Regions from separate parts of the Mus musculus genome. Here all the other regions are linked to region 3. The links are chromatin loops, found by intact Hi-C in ENCODE. Cell type or tissue: heart. All regions are shown on one strand.

Region 1 (8,000 bases), 58 kb before region 3:
AAGAAATGTCAGGGTCCCACTTGCTCACCAGGACCTATATATACTCTTTAAACGTCCTCATTTAACAGAGTCAAAAGTTCTAAGTTCATTTTCTTGTGTCTGGTTCTACAGTTAACAAGATGCAAAGTTAATTAACTTTAAAACAAGAAATAAATTTAGTACCTAACATTGGTGTAGCCCTGTATATCATAGAAAGGGTAAAGATGACTATAAATAAATGTAAATTAAAATGACATATTTAATACTACAAAATTGATAAAAGTGAGACTGATAAATGTTTCCTAAAAAGTACATGGGTCAAAGGTGAGCAGTGACTCACTGCCCTACTAAGAAAGCCCTGGGATCACCTATGTCAGTGGCAAACCCTTAATACCCCGAGGTGACCACGTAAGAAGGGCAGTGCTTGCCTCTCTGCTGAAAGCCAGTCAAGAAGCAGATGACTCCACTGTGGTCAGGACAGAGTGACAGTGCAGGTGGACACACAGCACATGAACGAGAGTGTTGCCAGGCCTTCCTACTTCCAGTCACTGCACTCCTACACTGTCACACTCCTTGTCCATGAGACAGTGTGCAAGTCTCAAGTGAGCAATTTATTTTTTTAAAAAAAGATTCAATCAGAAGCCCAAGCAGAGGGTACACAAACAAAGCCCTATATTAAAAATTAAATTATAATTACTAATATTCTTGGCTCAATTACAAAACTACCCACTTTAAGGTGGACTGCAATGAAAAACTAAGTTATTGCTAATGTCAGCAGCTATTACAGTCCCTCATCCTTTTCCCTACTGGGAGCCAAACATAAATCTCACACGTTAATGGAAAGTTATAAGAAGTGAAGGTTACCCGGATCTGTACCTGTACTATTTGGTGTTGGAGTCTGATGATGTCCCAAGGTAGCTAACACAGGTCCAACAGGTAAGGAAGATGGACGCTGCTCTGACTTACACAACTGAGCGGGTTCTAGATTTGAATATGTGAAATAAGTTAGAAGAACAGCCCAACACATACTCAATAGCCTCAACTATTTAGAATATAAAACTCTGACATATGAATTTTTCTACAGTAATTCAAATTAATGTTTCTCTTTATGCCTCCAGCCTCTCAGTCCCTGACACTCTGAGCATCAGCAGAGCCAGCCAGGACAGCCAACACCCAGCACAACAGTGCTTCTGAAACTCAAACCACAGAAGATCAGACAGAGCCCCCCCTCCCCCCATCAATGCTAAGTAATAACAAGCTTATTTTCTGAAGGAGTAGAAATTCATATAAGACTTCATGTGTGGCATAATCTCTGGCCTTACTATCATTCGAAAACACAGAGACGTATGGTGTAACTAACAGATTTTTGAGAAAAGATCTCACTCAGCTCAGGTTAGCTTCAACTCTTGGGGATCCTCCTACCTCAGGTTCCTACATGCTGAGACCACAGGTAAGAGCCAATATACCTGGCTTTCGTTAATTTTATTTCCTTTAAATTGTACTAATTATTCTCCTCTCAACTAGTAGCATCTTACACTTCACACATATTCCCTTTCTCATTAACATCCACTGTGGTAAAATATTTATATTGTTCAGAATTAAAAAAGAGTACCCCACATTTACATATTCCCGGGTTACACTTAACTAAGTCAGCAGTATCAATTTTTCTTGGTGTCTATGAATTCAGAGTCACAGAATTCAGTCCTACCAGTAGACCTGCACCTTCACTGCTATGCTGTCTACCACCTCTGAAAACCAAAACTACTTCCTTCTACTTCAAAACATCACTAAAGATACATTCTTCTTCTCCCAGCTCATTTCCAGCTATATTACTTTGTGACTGCTATTATTTTCAAAATATATGGAAACTCTAGGATTACTGTGATTATCAAATTAAGTTTTTCTTATCTATTACTCTGTGAAATATGGTTCCGAATACTGTACCTGGAGGTAAGGCAGTCTGGGAAGGCATTGTGCTGATCACAGGTTCCAAGGGACTAGGCTGGTATATTGCATCTACAGGATTAATAGTACTCTGAGATAAGAAACACAGCAGAGTTATTTTTAATTAGATGTCCTTTCATGCTGACCCACCCAAACAAATAAAATGCCACAGTTCCAACAACACAATCCACAGGATAGTAATTAGGTGATTGGTCAAAGTGCAAAGGGGAGATGTATCTTTTTATACAGAGGCGTAAGAATTTCTCCCAAAAGAGCACAGACAGGAAGAAAAATGACTGACTCACTGTCACAGCAGGAAGCTAAATGAGAAACCTGCAAGGTCAGAAAGCCAAACAACTACCACAGTCCAACTCCGCACTCCCAACTCTTAGCTCTCCAGGGCATCCTACTAACACTGCACCGGTCACCAAACGACGGTCGGCACTGGCCCAACCTCACCTCCTGCCCAGCACTGAGCAGCACACGGCACCACACACCATGTCTAACTATGGCGCTTGGCTATAAACTCCACCATGTGCTGCCTTGGACTGGGTATGTTGAAGCCCTCATTGAGGACATACTAGGGCGGGGTGCTCAGCCATGTGACAGCAATGTTAGGGCAAGGACAAGAATGTAGATTTCTCTGATTCCAAACCAAGACATTAATCTGACGGCATGATGTCCCTCACGCTGGGTCTGTGCATGGTAACGGGATTTCTCTTTTTTAGTATTGTCATTTAATGTCTAAATTATTTTCAGGCACAAAACCTTTCCCTATTTTAAAAAGCTGCTCAATCTTATTTTCTTAAATATTTTGAAAATACGAATTCTGATTCTAGTTGCCATAGATATTAACTGAAACCGAAGGACAAATGGCACCATGAAAAGAATCCTTAATAAGCAAGCAAGAATTCCAGTACAGTGAGTTAGGGAATGTACTAAAACACAGACCTGGAACTCTAATTTCTTGAATAATTGCTTAAACTCCTTAAGCCCCTCATCCTCTCTGGGCCTCAGTTTTCCCCGTAGATAAAACACAAGAGCTGGAATTACACAGCCTCTACTGCAGCAGTTCTCAACCTGTGACTCATGACCTCTTGAAAAACGGCTATCTCCAAGAAACAGTTACCATTCATGGTTGGGTGCCATAGCACGAGGAACTGCATTAAAGGGCTGCAGCATTAGGAAGGTTGAGAACCACCACACTAAAGGCTTGTGATCACTACCTTATGATTCTATGCTCACGTCTGGAATTCGTTCTAGTAACTTAGGAAGCTCCAATGAGCCTTGCAGCTGTTCTGAGAATGAATTAGTTCCTGGTGTGGCACAAAGGACTGGGTTGCAGCTGAGTGGTAGAGTATTCGCCTAGCACGTGTAAGGCCCAGGCTCCATCCCAGGACAGTAACCAAGACTTAAACAAGGGAAAATTTCCTTCACCAAAACTCTGATCCACATGAATGAAAATGTACTATCCTTCCCATTGAAGAGTCAATGAAATACCCTTTAGAATCAGGGACTGGAATTCAACTTTTTAGATGAAATCTTTCTTCCAATTGAAATATTCTAATAGTGGGCTTGTCAAATAAACAAATTTTACAAAAACCTTTAAACTTCTTTGCATTACAAAACAAATCATGGGAATTTAGTCTAATCCACTGGCAGTAGCTTATAATCCCAGCTACTTGGAAAATGGAGGCAGGTGGATCCCAAGCTCAGGGCCTATAAGAGCTTACAGACTGTGTTCAAGCACAACTTAAGTGAGATCCGGTCCTGAGCGCAGCAGGTAGAAACGATGGCTGGGGAACACAGCTCGATGGTAAGGAGCTTGTTAGATATGCAAAGCCCTAGGCTCAATCCCCAGTACCACAAAAACAAAAATAAACTGGATTTCTAAGAAATAGGAAAAGTGGGTATTTTGGACTGAGCTCCTTGCACGAGGCCTTAAATGGAGCAAGGCCAAATGGACTCAGCCAGGCTCAGTGCCACCCGATCCAACTGAAATGCCAAGGAAACAGGCGGATGCTGAAACCTGCCACTTCCTCCTCTTCAGAGGAAATTCAAGCTTGCCTGGGTCTGCTTTGATCCAGATTATAAGAAAAAAATAACTAGAGGTTGTAATCAGTGTTGTCCAGTGCCTGTCATCTTATAAAACTCACTATTTCTGACACTGTCTTGTAGAGCCCATCCTTCTTAAATAGAGACTTCAAAGTCTATGAATCACAGATAAACTAATTAGATCTATAATAAAGTCTGTTGTAATTTTGCCTTTTTGATAGCACATAGATTAAAAATTTACCTTTTCTTGTTTTGCCTATGTTTATCTTTTTTTTTAAGATTTATTTATTTTATGTATATGAGTACACTGTAGCTGTCTTCAGACACACCAGAAGAGGGCATCCAATCCCATTACAGATGGCTGTGAGCCACCATGTGGTTGCTGGGAATTGAACTCAGGATCTCTGTAAGAGCAGTCAGTGCTCTTAACCACTGGGTCATCTCTCCAGCCCCCGCCTATGTTTATCTTAAGATACCAATTTCAGCTAAAAAAAAAAGTCATTCTACAACTTCCTTTTAGAAGGATGTTTATACAAGTGACCCTCAACTGTAATCTGTTCGGACATTAATAAATCCATGCCAAAGCAATGTGTAAATAAAATATACAAAGTGCATAGCTAATGAATGTGCCTACTGTACCTTACACCAACATGCAGACATAAAAACCCTTCAGGTTGTTACACATGTCAGTACTGAGACTGGAGCAGCTGAGTAACTCAAGAGTCTCAGTCGGTGACTAGATATAAAGTCAACAAGCTCACTCCCCCCGCCCCGCCCCCAGGCACGATAAGGTTGTCAAGGTTCTAACATGTCATCTCTGGGTCTTAGCCGAGTTGACACTGAGCTTCAGGATAAAGAGGTTGCTTACTGTTTTAAGAACAGTTTCTGCTTCTCTCTTGAGAGAAATCTCTTGTAGGCTGGGCTGCCCTCAGACTCTCTACTGTACTCATGAACCCCTGATCCTCCTGCTTCTGCTTCCTGAGAGCTAGCATCACAAGTGTCACCATACATCTAGTTGATGTGCTGCTGGGAAAAAATAAAATCAAACCCAGGGCTCCATGCCTGCTAAGCAAGAACTGTCAACGGAATGACATCCACAGCTCAACTCTAGGACTAGTCAACACAGGTCAGTACAACTATTAAACTACAGCCTGTGGCTTATTTATGTGTGTATATATAGTGAGTATCTGTGTGTGTGTGTGTGTGTGTGTGTTTGTGCGCGCATGCTCTGCTCCTGTACACAGAGGCCAGAAGCCAACAGTGGTTGCTTTCCTCTCTCACTTGGCCTCTCCCCTACTCCCAGTGCAAGGCTATAGGTGCATGCCACCATCCCTGGCTTTCAGGCGGGTGTAGTGAATCCAAACTCTGGCCCTCATACCTTCAGGGCAGGCTCCCAGCCTTCCAACTATAAATCATTAAAATCTTTGATTACCAGCTGAGAAATCTTGCCATAAATTTTTCTTATTTATAAATGAAATGTTAAAGAGTAATTGAGGGCTGGTGAGATGGCTCAGTGGGTAAGAGCACCCGACTGCTCTTCCGAAGGTCTGGAGTTCAAATCCCAGCAACCATATGGTATCTCACAACCATCTGTAACGAGATCTGACTCCCTCTTCTGGAGTGTCTGAAGACAGCTACAGTGTACTTACATATAATAAATAAATAAATCTTTTAAAAAAATCTAAAAAAAAAAAAAGAGTAATTGAAAGGTAAAAAGCTGAAGAAAAAATATCTATGTGCAAGAATTCATGTTCTGTGTCCTACCAAGAATACATTATGCAACATGGTACTAATAACAAGTCCAAACAGGAAACAGAGGGGAACATATAAATACAAACATTTAATAGATGAAGGTCTGTTCTGATATTGCACACACTCCCCCTTTCATCTGAGACAATGTTTCATAAGCAATGCAGCTTAGTGAGAGACGCATCATGAAAGTTAATTAACCCTTCAAGTTGACACATGCAAAGTGACTCATTCACAGAACCAATACTTAGAACAATTTTAAGACTGTCATTTCCCCTCCAAATGATTGTTGAAAGATGGCCAACGTTAGGAGCTCAAGGAAGATTGCGAGATAAAAACAAGAAGCAGTGAGCATGTGAAGAGAGGAGTTTGCGTTGAGAAGTGAACAGGCTCAGGCTGCTCCTGGCAGGCTGGTTATAAGGCTCTGCAGGAGCAAAGGAGCAAAGACTGCATTAGACTTACTATAATTCCATCTGCGTGCTGCTCCGCATTACTCTGGTCCTTAAGGAAAAATGTTAAAGATATTAACTTCATTCTCACATTTTAGTCACGGCGTGTGTACTTTTCCTAACAAGAAAGCTTCTTTTACTAGGTAAGCAACGACGTGAGAACCTGACTTCTCTGCTTCCACGGAGCCCCCCCTTTCATGTACGCTCATTCTTAACCAGACACAATTCTACCATGGTGAGACAACCAACAGGAGGGAAGAACAGTCCTCTGACAGTCCCTTCCAGAGGCCTTGGCCACAGTACCGCGACACAGGCTCAGTGAGGTACCCTACTTACTTACAGATACGCTAATAGAAGTAAGGATGAAGACTCAAATTTTCTAAGTTTCAATTTTACATAAGTTATGCCAACTCTTCCCAATTCCTAATTCTACTCCACTTTACACGTATGACCATTATGTAAAATAGTATCTGAAAAATCAACGATGAGCAGGACTCACATATCTGCTTTTCAGAATCATACATTCTAATTTTTGTCTCAATAACCTGAACAGTTGTATGCATGGGATGATGATGTAACAACTAATACTACCTGGCAAGTAGTTCATGTATGTTAATCCACCTACTCTATCAATAACTCGGTTACAGGGTTTTTTGGCCTGTTTGTTTGGATTTTGAAACAGGGCCTCATGTGTCCTAGGCTGGACTAAAACGATGACCCTGAATTCTTGATCTTCCTACATCCAATTACAGGCTCACACTCCCACACCAGGTTTACAGGCAATTGGGGATGGTCCCCAGGAATGGGTGCATGTGTGGCAGATACATTACTAAGTGAACTCCACCTCCACGCCCACAGGCAGCATGACTGTCAGCGCTGGACTGATACTGTGCTAGAGGTGAGCTCCCAATCAACGCTGCCCCACACAATTCACTCTCTTAGATAACTACCCTGGACTCTTCTGTTCTGGGCTCCTCCTTCCCACTTGCCCTCTCTCAGGCTCTGCCCAACACACACATCAACGGTGTAGTAGTCTCACAGGATGGCCTCATCTGCAGGGATGAGAGAGCATCACCTGGTTTAGTACCATCTAGGAAGCCATCAGAGATCTCTGGAAGAAGAACATACTGAGAGAAACTGGAGGAAACAAAAAAACCTCTAAAAATGTTCAAAGTTAAGCTTATGTAATATAATTAATGTACTTTTTAGAAAAGATTTATTTATTATGCATACAGAATTCTGCATGCATGCAGGCCAAAAGAGGACACCAGATCTCACTATAGATGGTTGTGAGCAACCATGTGGTTGCTGGGAATTGAACTCAGGACCTCTAGAAGAGCAGCCAGTGCTCTTAACTGCTGAACCATCTCTCCAGCCCCTTATTTCAGAGTTTTCATGAAGATATGAGAAAATACAGGAAAGTATTTAAGGATACAAAACCAAGTTTGTTTGTTTGTTTGTTTGAGACAGGGGTTCTCTGTCTAACAAGACCTGGCTGTTCTCAGATTCACAGAGACAGCCTAAGTGTTAGATCAAAGGTGTGCATACCACCAAACTTGTTGCTAAAACCAAGTTTTTAAGATAAAAGGAATATAATCCTTGTCTTACTCAAGTACATAATGTAAGTACAGTGTCCTGGAGGGCTTCTGCTGACTGACACAAACCTAGATGTATCTGGGAAGAGGAGACTCAACTGAGAAGTTGTCTGTATCAGAGTGCCTGCAGGAGAGTCTGCAGAGCACATTCTTGATTAATGACCGATGGGGGCAAGGCGGGGGGGGGGGGGCTGGGGTGGGGGGGAGTAGCTCGCCGTAGGTGGTACCA
Region 2 (8,000 bases), 75 kb before region 3:
CTTCTGATCACTAATGCTGGAAGAGACAAGGACAAATGTGATGTTCCACTTTTTGGCAGGACACACACTGAATGATCTACCTAGAGCCACATGGACCAGTGGATACCAGTTGGATACCAATTCCAGTTTGACACCAAGGCACAACACACATAACTAATGCATTCCCCTCAGTGTTTGGTTAGAAGACTCTAGCAGATGTTTATATCCACTTAGCTACACAGCGTCTCCCTTCATCCCCAGCTCCCTCTGTATGCTACATGCCCTCCTGAGGTAAATACTGCTGCTAGTTTCTGGGGCCACATCTTTGCTTGGATTGCAAGCCAAGTGCGCTGCTTCACTGACAGACTTTCCACATCCCACACTGCCAACCAATAATCTAATCATTGTTTGCTTTTGAGAGAGGTTTTAGTCTGTGGCCATATTGGCTTTGAGTTTGATTCTCCTGTCTAGGTCTTTTGAGTCTGGGATTATAGGTGGCTTATTGCCACCACATCCAGCTAGTTTAATTCTTTTATGGCCAAAAACCATAATAATAATTAATTTTAATTTGTTCAGAGATTCTACAGGCTGGCTTTCTTTGTAAACTTTATTACTTTATGTATTAGTGGTTTGCTTGCATTTATGTCTGTGTACCATACGTATGCCTGGTGCCAGTGGAGGCCAGAAGAGGGTGTTGGATCCGCTGGAACTAGACTAAGGTGACTGAGCTACAGATGGCTGGGATCTGGAAGAACAGCCAGTATTCTCAACCTCAGAGCTCTCTCCAGCCCTTACTGATGTCCTGGGGTGGCTCTCCAGCAGCTCCGGAGGGACTGGCTGACTCTCTTCTCCCTGTGGTTATTCTTGTTTGGTATGGGGTCCTGGCAGTCATGTGAGGGCTTCACACAGGCTAGGGGATCACCTTACTACTGGGCTATACTCCAGGCCTGCTGTATGTAGCTGGAAGCTGTGTGTGTGAGTGTATGTGTACACACATACATATATATACATATATACAAAATGAAAGAATGAATTTATCAAGAAAAAAATATATACACATACATACTATATATACGTATATGTGTGTATGTATATATACATATATTTTTTTCATTCTTTTATTCTTTTTTTTTTTTTTTTTTTTTTTTGGTTTTTCGAGACAGGGTTTCTCTGTGTAGTCCTGGCTGTCCTGGAACTCACTTTGTAGACCAGGCTGGCCTCGAACTCAGAAATCCGCTTGTCTCTGCCTCCCGAGTGCTGGGATTAAAGGCCTGCGCCACCATACCCGGCTCTTTTATTCTTTTATCATTACAAATTGTCTCTGGTTATGTATCTTCTTTGTTTTGAGATAGGGTCTCATTCTTTAGCCCAGGCTGGCTTGGTGCTTACTTTGCCTGCTTGTTGGTTACTAACTTACAGCAATGACCTTGCCTCTACCTCCCAAATGCTGGGCTACAGCACATTTATCTTCTTTGTTCCTCTGATACTAAAACAGCTACAACAACTTTGCTGTGCTCAGTGCTTCCCATGGTGTGCTGGCTTGACTAAGGATGCCCTAACAGGCTCGTATGCTCGAAAGCTCAGTCCCCAGTCGTAACTGCTCAGAAGAATTAGGAGTGCGTCCTTGTTGGAGGAGGTGGGCGTGGAGCCTTCGAAAGCCAGCATTAGGCCCAGTCTCTGTCTGCCTGCAGATTAGGATGTAAAGCTCTTAGCTGCTTCTCCAGTGTAACAACCGTCTGCTGCCACTACACTCCCTACCATGATAATAATAATGGGCTAACCCTTGGAAACTGTAAGCAAGCACCCAATTAAATGATTTAAAAGACTTGCCTTGGTCATGGTGTCCCTTCATTGCAACAGAACAGAGACTAAGACATATGGTATTTCCCCCCTTTTTGAGGTTTGTGTGTGTGTGTGTAAGATAAATGTGTGTGGTGCATACAGACAGGTGTGCAGATATGTGAGCCTAAGAGAAGTCTTACAGGCCAGAGGAGGATGTTAGATGTCCTCTATTACTCTCTGCCTCATCCTTGAGATAACGTCTGTAAGTAGACCTGGATACAGGCTGGCAGCCAGCAAGCCTGGACAACTCCCTTCTCTGTTCCCACAGCACAAGGCACATGTGAGCATGCCCTGCTTTGTGTGGGTGCTTGAGGTTGCGCAGGAAGCACTCTTTACGCACTAAGCCATCTCCTCAGCCCTCAAGTGCTGTAGTGTCATTTTAGTTGTTATTGTTTGCAATATTAGAGATAAAAAAAGCAAGGGTCTCACACTTGTAGGGTACACACGCTACCACCAAGCAACATCTTCAATCATGGCCTTTTAGTTTTAAGCAAGCACTATCCAAATGGCATAATGATACATTTTGCTTTTTTTTTTTAAATCTACTTCAACAACTGCTGTCTCCTCTGACAGAGGATGTGTTTGTCCTACCGGCACACCTACCAGTTAACTGGGATTGTCTTCGACCTGTCCCCTTTGTCCTTGACTCATTATTTACTCGTTCTTCCTTTCTGGAGTTAATCATGTATTTCTAGTATTCCATTTTATCTGATTTATTCATGTTTTAGTTGTACTCTTAAACTCTAAAGTGGTTCTTCTGAGGAAAACAGACTTTAAAGTTCCATAAATGAAAGCTACTGTCATGATGCACTTGATACCCCTGACAGCATTGCCAATGGACTCACCTATCAATTATATATCAGATTTATCACTGCCATAGATGTTCAACATTTCTGCACTTTAAGAACTGGTTACAATGAAATAAAAAAACCCTACTTTATCAAAAAAAAAAAAAAAAAAAAAAAAGAGCTGGTTACATGGTTCTCTTACATGTCCCTCTGGCTCTCCTCCCCCACCCCGCCCCTTCTGTTGTTAGCTAGTATGTCCATCTACTACGAAACCTCAGTGTGTGCAGCTGGCCTCCGGAAGCTTTGATTCTCCCACACAAAGGATGTAGTCAGAGAACTAAGACAGTCTGCCTGCTGCCAGTCAAGAGCAACGAACCCTTATCAGCCTCTCTCTGCTGATTTCTTTCCCCGTGGGAGCAGCTCGGACTACAGGCTTTACATTATTACATTACAGCTCACAATTCGGTCTATAACTGGACTTTCAAACTCCTCCTCTCTTCAGGTTGTAACAAGTACCTGCCAAATGACACGTGCTTTAGAAAGGTTTGCTGAGCAAGATTACGTGAATTTCAAGTAGGTTCATAGCTTTGCCCTTTGAAATTCTAGTTGCCTACCTATTAATAGACTTTAAAGTTCTGTAGGTGGCTCACTTGATGGCCTACTAACCCCTTGGCCACATAAGCAGCATACCCTCAGAAGATTTAACTACCCAAACCCCGAGAGGACACAGAAGGGTCCAGTTGTGCTACCTGCACAGAAAGCTAACGAGCAGCAGCGTCTTTAAAGATTACAACCCACTATGCTCAGTCAGTTACCTCACGAACAGGTCTGGATGTGCGAAAAAGTCTGCATACATTTCTAACAGAGATCTTCTCTCGAGAATAAACGTTGGAAGAACTACCTGTAAAACAGATGTTTGCCTCCTGAGAATCAGATTGCATGAGACCCAGACTCTGCGCTGCCGAAAGCCCTCATCCATCCCATCACACCCACCACAGGCCCCAGTTACGCCGAAAGCCCTCATCCATCCCATCACACCCACCACAGGCCCCAGTTACGCTTTACAGAACCACTTCCCAAGATGTCCCAGATCAGAAGGCCTGCCCAGCAGATGTGGAACTTAGAGGGGCTCTGAATGCTTCCACGTTCCTCTGCGCAAACCTCTGCTGTTCCTGTGACACCAGCACTTATAGCTTAGATGAAATATGACAAACATCACACAAGACATTGGTGCTCTGTTTGAGGGACTAGGAAGAAGGCAGAGCTAAGAAACAATTTATCAAGTTGCTTCTTAGAGGACAGGGGACACCAATCCCCTCCCCTAGATTGAAACACAAAACCTGAGTGTGACAGATACTGGCCTAAATTAGTATGAATTCTATCAGACTCCAGTTTTAATTTTAAAGAGGTATGGTCATGCTGGAGAGCATGAATTTAAATATGGTGAGGCTGGCAAGGATTTCTCACTGACTGCCAATCAGCTCCGTTCTTAATCCATACAGCCCACCCGCGGTCATCTCTGAGCACTGTCTTTTGATCATCCACAGAAACGCTCAGTTCACTCATCTCCATGCACACTACACACGAGATAAGCAAAACACACACAGGACCATGCCGCTCATCTAAGAGCGCTCAACCACCCACTCAGTCCACGCATGAGCGGAGGGAATGCACACTGGCTCTTACCTTTGTGAGGTCCATCCCCAGCCTGACTTGTGATAAGAGGTGCATGATAACGCTCTTGTGCTCCTCCACTGACCCAGCCTCCCCATCATCATCTCTGTCGTCATGTGAGTCAAAAAGATCTGCAACAGAACGGCTCAGCTTAGGCTGGCTTTGGGTTGAGTGGAGGTGCCCTGCCAGGACTGCCAAAATTTCTAAGAAAACCAAGTTCTCAGAGGCTCCTCACCAGCATCGCTTGTGCCATTGGACATGGAGGAATTCAGAGACTCTGTGGTATCTGGGCGTTTTAAGCTATTTCCGGAGCTGCTGTGTGTCAAGACTGAGGCAGATCCAGAAGAACTGAATAATAATAAAAAAAAGAATAAATAGTGAAAGAGGTCAGTTTTTTTTAGTGAAAGAGAGCAACGTGGAAGGCAGATGTTGATGCACAGTTAATTGAAATCAGTACACAGAGAGATGGCAGAAACAGCCAGGCTCCTACGAGCAGCTACCTGCACATTCCACACTGAGCCTGCGCTCTGTGCACAGGACGAGCCTAGCTGAAGGCAGTGATGGAGGCAGGGAGATCTCTGCATCCAAATCTGAAACTTGAGTTCACTTCCTCACTTCTCTGTGCACATGGAGGTGATCTAGTGACTGGCAATTTCCTCAAAAAGAGAAACCGTTCAAGCTTGGAGCTATGGGTCACACCTATGACCTTCATCTTTTGTGATGCTGAGGCAGGAGAATTGTTTTGAGTTTGAGGCCAGCCTGAACTACAAGAGTGTGACTCTGCAAAAATCAAAACAACAACATAATCCATTGTAAGTCTTGGGTTCCTGTCTTTATTTTCTAAGATCCTTGAGCAAAGTCCACAGAGGATTAATACTTTTTCTCAACATAAATTTGAAATAACATTTTAAAGCATATTTTTTACAAATATATTTATGGCAATTTACTGGCATAAAACTGTCTCAGCAGGTTATGGTAAGAAGATGACTTTATTAGCAGGTTTAAGAAGGTCTAAAAAGAGCCTTCTCTAAAAATTATCAGTATCTACCTAAAATTTCATATATAAATTAAATAACCAACTGGGCATGCTGGCACAGACCTTTAATCCCTACACTTGGGAGGCAGAGGCAAGCCATTCTCTGTGAGTTTAGGTCAGTTGAGTGTACATTGAGAATTCCAGGCCAGCTAGGGCTATATAATAAGACTTTGTCTCAAAAAAAAAATTGTCAGGGCAAGCAATTATGTAAAGTATAAAAACATCAACCAAAATTCTCATAATACAGACACTTAGAATGCTACAGAACACTGTCTTTTTACATATCATTGTGAACGATATACATTATAGACTCTAGTTAAATAGTTTACTGTTGTCATTTTTCAATCTGTAAGAACCTTAACTATTTCCCAGCAGAAATGCTCCGCAGTGCACGGTGCTCACACCCCTGCCCTGCAGCACACAGCCTCCCACCAATGCCCAGCACCAGAGCAGCAGACAGATCCAACCTCTGCTTCTATAGATCACCCAGAGCACTCAGTTCAGGCTTCACCCCACTGTTAAACACCGAAGTACGTGAGACACGTGAACAATGGCATGTGCAGACGACTTTCACCACCTAAAAATCTCCTGGGCTCTGCTGAAATTAATATATTAAAAATTAAGATTAGAGTATGCATGTATCCTAAATTAAAAATAGTTGCCTAGGTGACCTTGTTTCAATTATTTTGCAAAAAATCCTTAGGTAATTAGTTACGTACTGCTTCTTGGCTAATTTAGCATTAATATGTATCATAAGGGGCTATAAAGCATATGTCACTAATTTTAAGAAGCAATGGAATGAATGAAAGACCCAGGTAAGAAATGAAATTATTTTTACATGAAAGAAGTGTATGAGAATTCTTGTCACAATATTTGGTTCTTTGGCATATCATCAAAATATAGCCAATCTTTTAAGCTAAGTCAACTTTATACCAGATTTACACCAAATTAATCTTTAAACCCCACCTGCTATAAAACATGAGATTTATTCTGATAGAATTCCAAAGGTCTGTGGTGCCTTTCCTTTTTACCAATGGTTGCAGACTAGTTATGACACGCTAGACGCTTAGTTTCAAGGTGGAAACAAACAGAAGCATGGGACCAATTTCCAGCCATTCCACAGAGCAAAGAATGAGGTCATGAACTTTGCTTGTACATCCAAGCTCATAAGGAAATTAGTATAACTTATGGAGCATTTACAATAACCTGCCCAGAGAAGCATGAACATTCTGAGAACACAGAGATGCACAAAACAGCAATGAAGGTCTGATGGACCCTAAAGGCAGAGCGGAGGCGTGATTTGAATCAGGCACCTCTAGCACAAGTTCTTTCCAACATGCACTCTATTCTGATGTACAGACAGGGAACCACATTGGCCAGTTATATGGTCTATGTGTTCCCGAGGAGCTGGGTAACAATAACAAAAGACATAGGCTCTGGAACACTCTTCCATCTGAGATACACAGAGAAACACATAAGGACAAAAATTTGACCTCAGGCAGTAGCCAGTGACAGTTGTCACAACTCAAAGCCCAGATGACAGGCAACAGGACCATGAATACCCTACTCAAACAGGGCCAGGCTAGGAGACAATGTGCAGTGCTAGCCTACATACCCAGTTTGAGAGTATTTAAGGCCACATCACGAACAAACAAAGTAAGTACATAAAAACAAAAAAGCAAAGAACCCAGGTTGGCCCAAAGTATCTATCTTCTTCATGAGTTTCAGACCCAGGCTGAGGATATCCAAGGAGAGCATAAGACGCAGGGAAGGAGCAGCCCAGGATGTCAGACTGGACTCAGGGTTTACATTTGGGTCATTTCAAATGGTAGGTTCATGCACTGTGTATTAGGGGGCAGGAAACAAGGGGGGGGGACCAAAAAGAGGGAGGAGTGGGAGGGGGCCTAAGTTGTTCACATGCCTATGATGGAGTTAATCATGAACATGTCAGAGTCACCTTAAATTAGACCTGAAACCTTGGGTGACATTGCAAAGAGCTCATCATGTGTGACTAAGGTTTTATTTAGAGGATTTTAGTGGAAAGACAGGTAAATCTATCAATTGGTAGAAGACATTTAGAATCCTGTTACATTTAGAGTGATCGCTAATACTGGGCTGGCGGTGTGACTCAGTGAGTACAGACATTCACCAAGCCTGATGACGTGAGCTCAATCCTAGAACGTGCACAGTGAAAAGAGAAAAATGACTCCTGAAGTTGTTCTCCGACCCCCATAGGCAACTATGGTACAGCCCCGGCCCCCAAACACAAAATGCAGTAAGAAATTTACAAGAAAACAGCTAGTGTTTAAGAGACTCTTTAAATTCTGTTTAAATATAAAATAGCTGAACCTTTAAACAAGAAAATCAAGTTTTTACTTTGGAGTTTTTTTCTAAATGGTTATTTGCTAACCCTGTAATGTTATGCAAGCACTAATTAAGGCACATCGTTTTTTGTTTGATTTTGTTGAGTGATCTATTTCTCCATCCCTAGGCAAAGATGAAGAACTATGTTAGATTTTTTAAAAAATGTATAATTCTTTTGGAAAATGTAATGATTTCTAATAGTTTATGGCACAACATGCAACACTAAGCACTATAACTTTGTCCATTTGTGCTGTCCCCAGCCCTCATGCCTGTACTCAGTGCTAGTTTAGCTAGTGTCACACCCCCACTCTCCTCAC
Region 3 (8,000 bases):
TTTTCCTAATGTTGTGCTTTCTTCTCCTTTAAGACACACAACTACTATGAACAGATGACTGCCTGTTTGCAAAAGGAAGTAGAAATTTGGCTGCTTTGCAACTTAAGTAAACAGAAGAATCAACCTTTATAGGAAGAACTCATTTCTGACAATTATTGCAAAATAAAATATTACTCAAAAACCATGTTCACAAGATTAACTGCTCAGACACTCCCAAATATCTACTGAGCCCCCCAAATGCTTGAGGTGTGAATGTCTGGGATATGAGCAAGCATAAGACAACCCACGATCTCCAGTAACGTACCATCTCCTGGAAAATACAATGGCATGCCTATTATTATAGGCAGACTGAACTGTGCCCCATACTCTCATGTGTTTCAACACTCCATCCCCAGCTGGTGGCACTATTTTGGGAGATAGTGGACTCTTAGGGATGTAGGGCCTAGCTGGCAGATGCAAGCCACCAGGGGAAGACTTGAAGGTTATAGCCTTCCCCACTTCTGTGCTGTTCTTGGTATCCTGTCCTCCAAGAGATAAACAAGACCAAGACTACCAAGACTGAGCAGCTATCACTGTCTTCCTACCCTGTCACCATGGACTGAGTCTCCAGGTTAAGTGGCACACCACACCCCAACTTCCCTAGGTCAGCTATGTACTTCCTGAGTTCTGGATTGGAATCTGGTCCACATTTTCTTGATTCTCTAACACTATCATTTTCTTAGCAGCTAATCCGGTACTCACAATTATAGAACAAATGGTCATTTGTCTGCTAGAATGGTGCCTTTTCTCAGTGAAGTCTCCTGACCAGCCTTGTCTTTGCTTGCTTGTTTTTCCCTGATGCTGTGATAAAATGCTTTGATAAAAAGCACTTGAGGGAGAAAGGTTTTATTTTAGCTCAGTGTGCCAGTCACAGCAGGGAGTCAGGGCAGCAGGGGCTCACAGCAGCTCATCACATCTACCCACAAGCAGAAAGCAACAAGGATGCTGTGGCTCAGTCCCCTTCCTCTTTTTATCCAGTTCAGGACCCCAAGCCCGGGGGGTCCTGCCTACAGTTAAGATGGGTCTTTCCATATCACTGAATGCAACCAAGATTATCCTCCACAAGCACGCCCAAAGGCCTTCGTCCCAGGACTTGCTTCTACAGTCTGTCAAATTCACAATTAACAGTAACAATCAGAAGCCTATGCCTTTAACATACATACAGCTCATGGTTATTATTTATTGTCCATCTCTCCTGCCACTGAATACTAGGCTCCACAGAAGCAAGGTTCTTTACTTCTTGACATATCCCAACCAGCTAGAAGTTCATCAGGAAACAATTGCTCAACAAAATATTTGCTGAATGAGAACTGATGAGTCACTGATCTTATTACTAGGCTTTCTTTTCATTTGTTTATTTGTTTGTTTATCTATTTATTTACTGAGGCAAGGTATGTATGTAGCTCTGGCTGTCCTGGAACTCACTATAGAACCCAGGCTGGCCTTGAACTAAGAGATCTGTCTGCTTCTGCCTCCCAAGCACTGAGATTACAGGCATGCGCCACCAGGCCCAGCAAGTTAGAGTTCCTAAGAAATTATTTTTGCTTGATATCTTATTAAATCTTCCATAATTGGCTCCTTCAAAGATTTATTAATAGTTATAGCTGAAGTCTCTAAACTGTCAATGTGCATGTAAATATTTACAAATGTGTTTCTCCTCCACAACGTCTGTTTTGACTATCTAAAGCAATGTCGTGAGTCTCCAGAGCAGAGTCAGCACTATATTAGACAGTTTGCTCATTCAGTCAAAGACAATGAAAAACATGAGCTCTTTTCTATTCATTCATCAATCACATGCTTCTCAGTCATTTTTACTCAATAAAAATCCTTGATATGCAAATATATACTAACACTTAGCTCCTGCAGGGACTGTCTATACTGCTTTAACTTCAGGTTAAAGGACTTTAGGACATGGAATGTAGGAACATTTAAGAAGGCTGTAGTTTTAGAGAACTGACATAGGCATTAATCAGGAAACTGCTCAGATAGCATAGAGACCAAGAAGGGGGCGAGGGAGTAATGGGGAGGCAGTGAGTGTGAGCATAAGAAGGGATAAAGACCCAAGCCACGTTACAGACTTAGGAGACAGAGGAGGAGCGGCCAGTGGACAAAGTGATGGGCCTTTCCATCACACAATACAAGGAGAGGCAGACACAGAACAAGAAAAGATTCAGTTAGCTTGAAAACTGGAGGTAGAGTACCACAACACAGAGAAGAGGGCTGGCAAGCCCCAACTGCTGGAGCCCTCAGGAATCAGAAGAGGACTGTCAGTCCAGGCCAGCCCAGCAAAACCTTAAACAAAACACAACAAAAGAATATACAAGATGAAAACCAAGATGACTCCAAAATTTTTACTTATGGCTTAAAAAGCCTCTGACGTAGTCAATCCTAAAATCTGATAAGCCTCAACTGTCAGAAGTGGTTTGTTTGCTGTTTAAAGTGTGTGCATGCACATGCATGTGTATGTAGGTGTGTGTGCACACGTGTACAAGTTGTGCATGGGGTGTGTGCATTTGTAGGGGGGTCTGCATTTGTATATGTGCATGAACATGTATGCATATATGTGTATGTGTGAAGTCAGGCATTTTCCTCAATCACTCTCTACCTTATGTTAGTCAAGGTCTCTCACTGACGCTAAGCTTGTCACCAGCTTTTCCCATGGGTTCTAGGAATCCAAACTCAGGTCCTCGAGCTTGGGTGGCAGTGCTTTATCCACTGAGCCATCTCTCTAGCCCTAGAAGCTAATGGTACAATACCTGCGTGCAATCCCAGCACTCTGGAAGCTTAGGTGGGAGGATTTGAATTCAAAACCAGCTTGGGATACATAACAAATATCAAGTAAGCCAAAGCCATATTTCAGGACTTGTCTTTAAGAAAATAATAAAAGTTTTACTGAATTTATGAGTAAGAAGTATTCAAATACATGTTATTATGGGAAAAAATGAGAATTTCTCTTTAATGCATTTTGGGATGAGAGGGAAGAGTGGGGCAAAAGAAGGTGATTTTAAGGGGCCAAACCAAGTCTCAGCTCACAAGGAGACATACAGAAGGTCAAAAGGAAAGGAAGATATAATCACTTTACTTGGATTAATAAAGAAAAAAAGGGGAGGAGAAATCAATGCCTATTTAAAAACAAAAAAAGCTGGGCGTGATGGCGCACACCTTTAATCCCAGCACTCAGAAGGCAGAGGCAGGTGGATTTCTGAGTTCGAGGCCAGCCTGGTCTACAGAGTGAGTTCCAGGACAGCCAGGGTTACACAGAAAAACCCTGTCTCTCAAAAAAAAAAAAAAAAAAAAAATTCAGGAAGGAGCTAGGTGTGGCAGCTCATGCCTGAATGACCAGCACTTGGAGAGCTGAGTCAGGGGGATCACCCCTCAGTTCAAAGCCAGTTTGGTCTAGATAGAGTTCCAGGTCCAGACTGCAGGGTGAGACAAGCCAATAAAAATGAAATAATAAGTAAAATTTATGAAAAAGACTAAAACAAAGCAAGTGACACGTGAAAAATGAATCAGCTACTAATTCTTTTGTTTGCTTTTGAAATAAACAAGATCAATTAGATAAGACCTAACAAAGTAACAGAAGCCTACAAGAAATTATAATAATGAATGTATGCTACTTTATAAAATGCTTATACTTTAATAAAATGCTTAGAAAAAACGACATTCTTTAGCTCCTGGGGGGGGGAGCTTTTGTACTTAAAGAGAAGTGTGCGCATGTTCCTGTGGAGTGGAGAAGCGGGAAGGCATTTCTGAATTATCAAGAACAACATTCCATCTGAAGGTTTCATTCTGGCTCCAGTTTCTCCAAGGAATTCTGCTCAGGGCAAACAGCAGCAAGCCACTTCCTCTCTCTTCTATATTTAGCTCTAAGCTGCTAATACAATATCTTTGCCTTTCCTTCAGAAAGGATACACTTCTAGATCAAGACTGTAGTTACAACCCTGCACGTCCCACAAGCTTCAGCCCCATCCTCTAGAAGACAATCTAGACACAGCTATCGAATGTCATCGATTCAGCACTCACGACAAACACAATTTATGTTTATGCAGATCACTGTGCACCATCACCATTTCAGGCACCACTTCAGTTTTCCTAGGAAAACCAAGTTTCTGAACAGAACAAATAACTAGGAAGATGTGTTGGGCTTTTTCCCCTCGAACACTTTGAACTGCTCCCTCTGCTGGCGTAAGAAGAGAACTGTGCAGCATGACCAGAACTGAAAGAAGATGGAGCACAGGTCAATGTCTGACTCCCTGGTCATTAACTCCATTCAGGGAACATCCCCATGCGTCCTGTGGCTAGGCTTCCAAGCCTCCCTAATAGTTGGTGACAGAACTGAGCATGCCTTGTGATGTGACTCACTACCATGTGACCAATGTCCCAGTTAACCTTGCCTCAGTGGGCCCAGGCAGTGTCGACCTCTGCTTGGATATACACTGAGCACAGAAGAACCCTGCGACACCTACTCCCATGAAACACTAATACTGCAATGGGAGAAAGTGACGTGGATACAAAGGGGCTCCGGTATGATAAAATATAAGTCAGAGTGACTGACCCAGAATCACAAGAAAGTAAGGTGGAAACAAACAGTACTGTATAATGAGAATTGTCAATATAAATCTTGGCCCTGTTACTTCCTGCATGTGTGACCAAAAATACAAATTAATACAAGCCTCAAGCCCACCCCTGGATGGTGAGGATAAAAATATCTACCTCACTAGGGTGGGTTCGATCCCTGTGAAGGACCAGCATAACATTAAACTGGCCCTTAGCGGCCAGGCAGTGGTGGGCCACACCTTTGATCCCAGCACTCTGGAGGCAGAGGTAGGTGGATCTCTGAGTTCAAATCCAGTCAGAGTGAGTTCCAGGACAACCAAGGCTACACAGATAAACCCAGTCTCCAGAAATCAAAAACCAAACCAGAATAAAACAAAACTGGATGAAGTAAATTGAACCCTAGAGTTTTCTACATATGTCTAACGGCTTGTAGAAACGTTCCTTTCATTATGAATCTTTACTCTCTCTCTCCACCAGCACACACCAAGCAATGTGCCCCAAACTGAAAAGATTGCCTACTAAGTAAGATCCACAGGTCTCCTCCCAAGGTTATATAATATATAAGCAGCACTTGCTTGAGACAGAAGACTGATGACTGCCTGCAGGGAGCTCTAGCAACTGAAGCTTCCAAGAGTCACCGCCCATGCTGAGATGTGGCTTTCCATGACACATTTCCCTTCAGTTGTCTGTGTTCCCGAAGTAACCCAAATAAACCCCCATTCCCACTTACCGCTCTGCTATGCCCTCTACCGCATGGTACACTAATTATGCCTTGGAAACCATGAGCTGAATGGGATTTCTCACCTTTAAGTTGTTTCCATCAGGTATCTTGTCATGGCTACATAAAAGTTACCTAGTAGCCACAGGAAAAGTTGTTCTTAAACATACACAGGACTGAAGGGTCAAGGAAATGGCATTGTTCTTCCCTTCAGGAAGAAGGACTGGAGTGATAATTAGCGTCATCTTTTCAATACTCTCCTTAGATTGTTACATTGAAAATTTATTTTAGTGAGTAAGAAAAATGAATTGTGGAATAAAATGTAAATTACTAACAAAAATAAAAATGGATTAGAGAGGTAGGTCTAACTGGCTACTCACTATACTGGAGTTCATAATTAAACTTGGGAAGATTATAATTTCAAATATCTAGGGAGGATTGAAAGTAGAAAACAAATTAAGAAGAACATAGGTACACTAGCGAGATCTAATCCTCCCACAGCAATATAACCAACTCCCAACACACGAGTCCAGCTCTATCAACCCACACAAATATCCCGAGTACCACTGAAATTAAACCAGCTAATTACAGAATTAATTAGAGCTGATTCACTTCCTTTACATGAAATGTGTGACTTTTTGTACTGGAAACATTACCACATAAAAATCAGAAACATAACATAACAGAGGAAACATCTTAAGTCAACCCAAGACAGTGACATCTGTTCGCTGGTGATAATGCTGAGCTAACATTGCTCTCAAAGTAGAAGACAGTCAAACCTATAACCATGCTTTAGCCTAATGACTTACCGTCTATTCTAAGCATCTTGGCCATGTGGGTGTGTGCTAAGTTGACTGGTATTAATGCAGTGAAGCACTGATGCACTGATATACTTGATCAATAGGACTTTTTTAAAAATTAAATACTTTTCTTCAGTATTGAGCACTAGGTTGCACTTTAGTAAACAATCAGGCTTTAATGGACTGAGCTGAAAGCAGTGGTTTATCAGGCCAACCACAGGTGACTTTTTCCATGGAGACTTACATAGCTCTAACTTAAGCTTCTTTTCCATCCTTAAAAGTGGTATATTTTATCTCAGGAAACTTGTGTCACTATAAAATATTCCAGATAAATTTAACTAAAGTTTGTACTGTTTAATAGATGTCCTCAGTAAAGCTCCCCCCTCCCCTGTTTTTGAGATAGGGCCTCACTATGTAATTTAGTCTATGTTCAAACTTACAATCCTGCCACCACGCCTAGATGCATAGTTTTCACCTTTTAAAAAAAAAATATTTTTTTACAGATCAGGTTTGCTGAAGCCAAGAGATCCCTTCAATACAAATGAAACCATGCACACTATGGGCAATCTACAATCAAGACCAAGTCATTTGACACTACACCTCACTCATCTATACACTGAGGACGATTCTAAGGTTGTTGCAAGAGTAAACTTGTATGTAAGTACAGCTACTTATCTAGCCTCTGGATCTTAAGCTTTCAAGTGTATTATAATCCCTGGAGAGGACACATTCCAGAGCTGCTGAGTCACAGGGCAAGAGAGGCATTCCTAGCACACCCCCCATGGTGCTGAAGCTCTATCTGCAAACACACTTTAAGAACCACTGACCTAACTAGGCAGTGGTGGCGCACACCTTTAATCCCAGCACTTGGGAGGCAGAGGCAGGTGGATCTCTGAGTTCAAGGCCAGCCTGGTCTATAGAGTGAGTTCCAGTTCCAGGACAGCCAGGGCTACACAGGGTTTTCAAAAAACAAAAAAACAAAAAAACAAAAAAAAAAAGAAAGGAAAGAAAGAACCATTGACCTAGATGGAGCTGAGCACAAATCTTGGCTCTACCACTTGGGCTTCCTAAAACTCACTTTCTCCAACTCTAAAACAAGAAGCTAAGCTATCTGCACTTGCGGGTTAGCAGTTAATGTTCACAGTGGGTGGAAAAGTGTCTGGTTCCTATCAGTTACTTAGGAGCAATTCGATAGCTGGGATAGGTTTACTATCACCACGCTGCTATTGCTTCTGAGTAGTGGAACATTGAGGGCATAGCATTTTGTAATTGCATTAAACTGCATTGTTATATAAAGGTCCTAGTTTACATTAGTTCCTTCCAGGTAAGACGATAGTTCACTATAGCTAGTAACATCTCTCAAGAACAAGTGCTAGGGTTGGGGATACAAGAGAGCTTGCCCAGTATGCGTGAAGCTCTTGGTTTGATCCTCAGCATCTCATAAACCAGACAAGGTAATGCACACCCGTAATTCCAGCGCTCAGGATGGAGAGGCAGGAGGATCAGAGGTTCTGCCCATAGATCAAGTTCTGGGCCAGCCAAGAATTTGTGAAAACCTGTCTCAAAAGCTAAAGGTACTGAGAATTGTGTTCAATTTCCAATTCTGCTTTATGTTAGTGGTGTGTAGCCCCTTGTTTCCTTAACTGTAAGATAAAAATAGCACTAGCAATTATTCTGTAAAGCTTTGAGCTGCATGATTTAATACAGGTAGAATTCCAAGTAATGCCTCTTATGAAATAAACATTCAACAAATGATTGCTATAATTAGCATCCCAATATCCAAAATGTCATAAATCATTACACACATTAAATCATCAAAGATACAATTTCCTAAGCCAGGCATAGTATCTCACCCTGCAATCCCAGACCTGGAAAGCTCAGGCAGA

The links. Hi-C counts contacts between places; a loop is a spot of excess contacts. Peaks named below come from ENCODE experiments on the same cell type or tissue, not always from the same donor. Only the 100,000 strongest peaks of a DNase experiment are listed, where the experiment ranks them.
Region 1: it touches region 3 in a loop (2.6-fold over the local background); 11 of 42 quality-filtered maps call a loop at or near these places.
Region 2: a loop joins it to region 3, with 2.4 times the contacts of the local background. A loop is called at or near these places in 8 of 42 quality-filtered maps.

What each region holds. Positions count from the first base shown.
Region 1 is chr4:109,085,472-109,093,471 of GRCm38, forward strand. It overlaps Osbpl9 (oxysterol binding protein-like 9), which reads right to left. Exons shown (of 24, transcript NM_001368727.1): 9 at 6,190-6,228; 10 at 1,924-2,014; 11 at 856-960. Among named protein-coding and RNA genes, the nearest start is that of Gm32581, 11 kb to the left of the region's middle. In heart, a CTCF peak has its summit at 4,318 (motif pointing right); a DNase peak (open chromatin) is centred at 4,780; H3K27ac peaks cover 422 bases.
Region 2 is chr4:109,068,519-109,076,518 of GRCm38, forward strand. Osbpl9 (oxysterol binding protein-like 9) reads right to left here. Exons shown (of 24, transcript NM_001368727.1): 13 at 4,519-4,631; 14 at 4,296-4,414; 15 at 3,425-3,510; 16 at 1-16. Among named protein-coding and RNA genes, the nearest start is that of Gm32581, 6.3 kb to the right of the region's middle. In heart, no CTCF peak of the experiment used is centred here; no DNase peak of the experiment used is centred here.
Region 3 is chr4:109,143,538-109,151,537 of GRCm38, forward strand. The region is part of intron 3 of Osbpl9 (oxysterol binding protein-like 9); the gene reads right to left. It overlaps Gm52703 (a long non-coding RNA gene), which reads left to right. Exons shown (of 3, transcript XR_003955256.1): 2 at 6,618-6,771. Among named protein-coding and RNA genes, the nearest start is that of Gm52703, 14 kb to the left of the region's middle. In heart, a CTCF peak has its summit at 4,219 (motif pointing left); a DNase peak (open chromatin) is centred at 4,234; H3K4me3 peaks cover 539 bases; H3K27ac peaks cover 1,023 bases.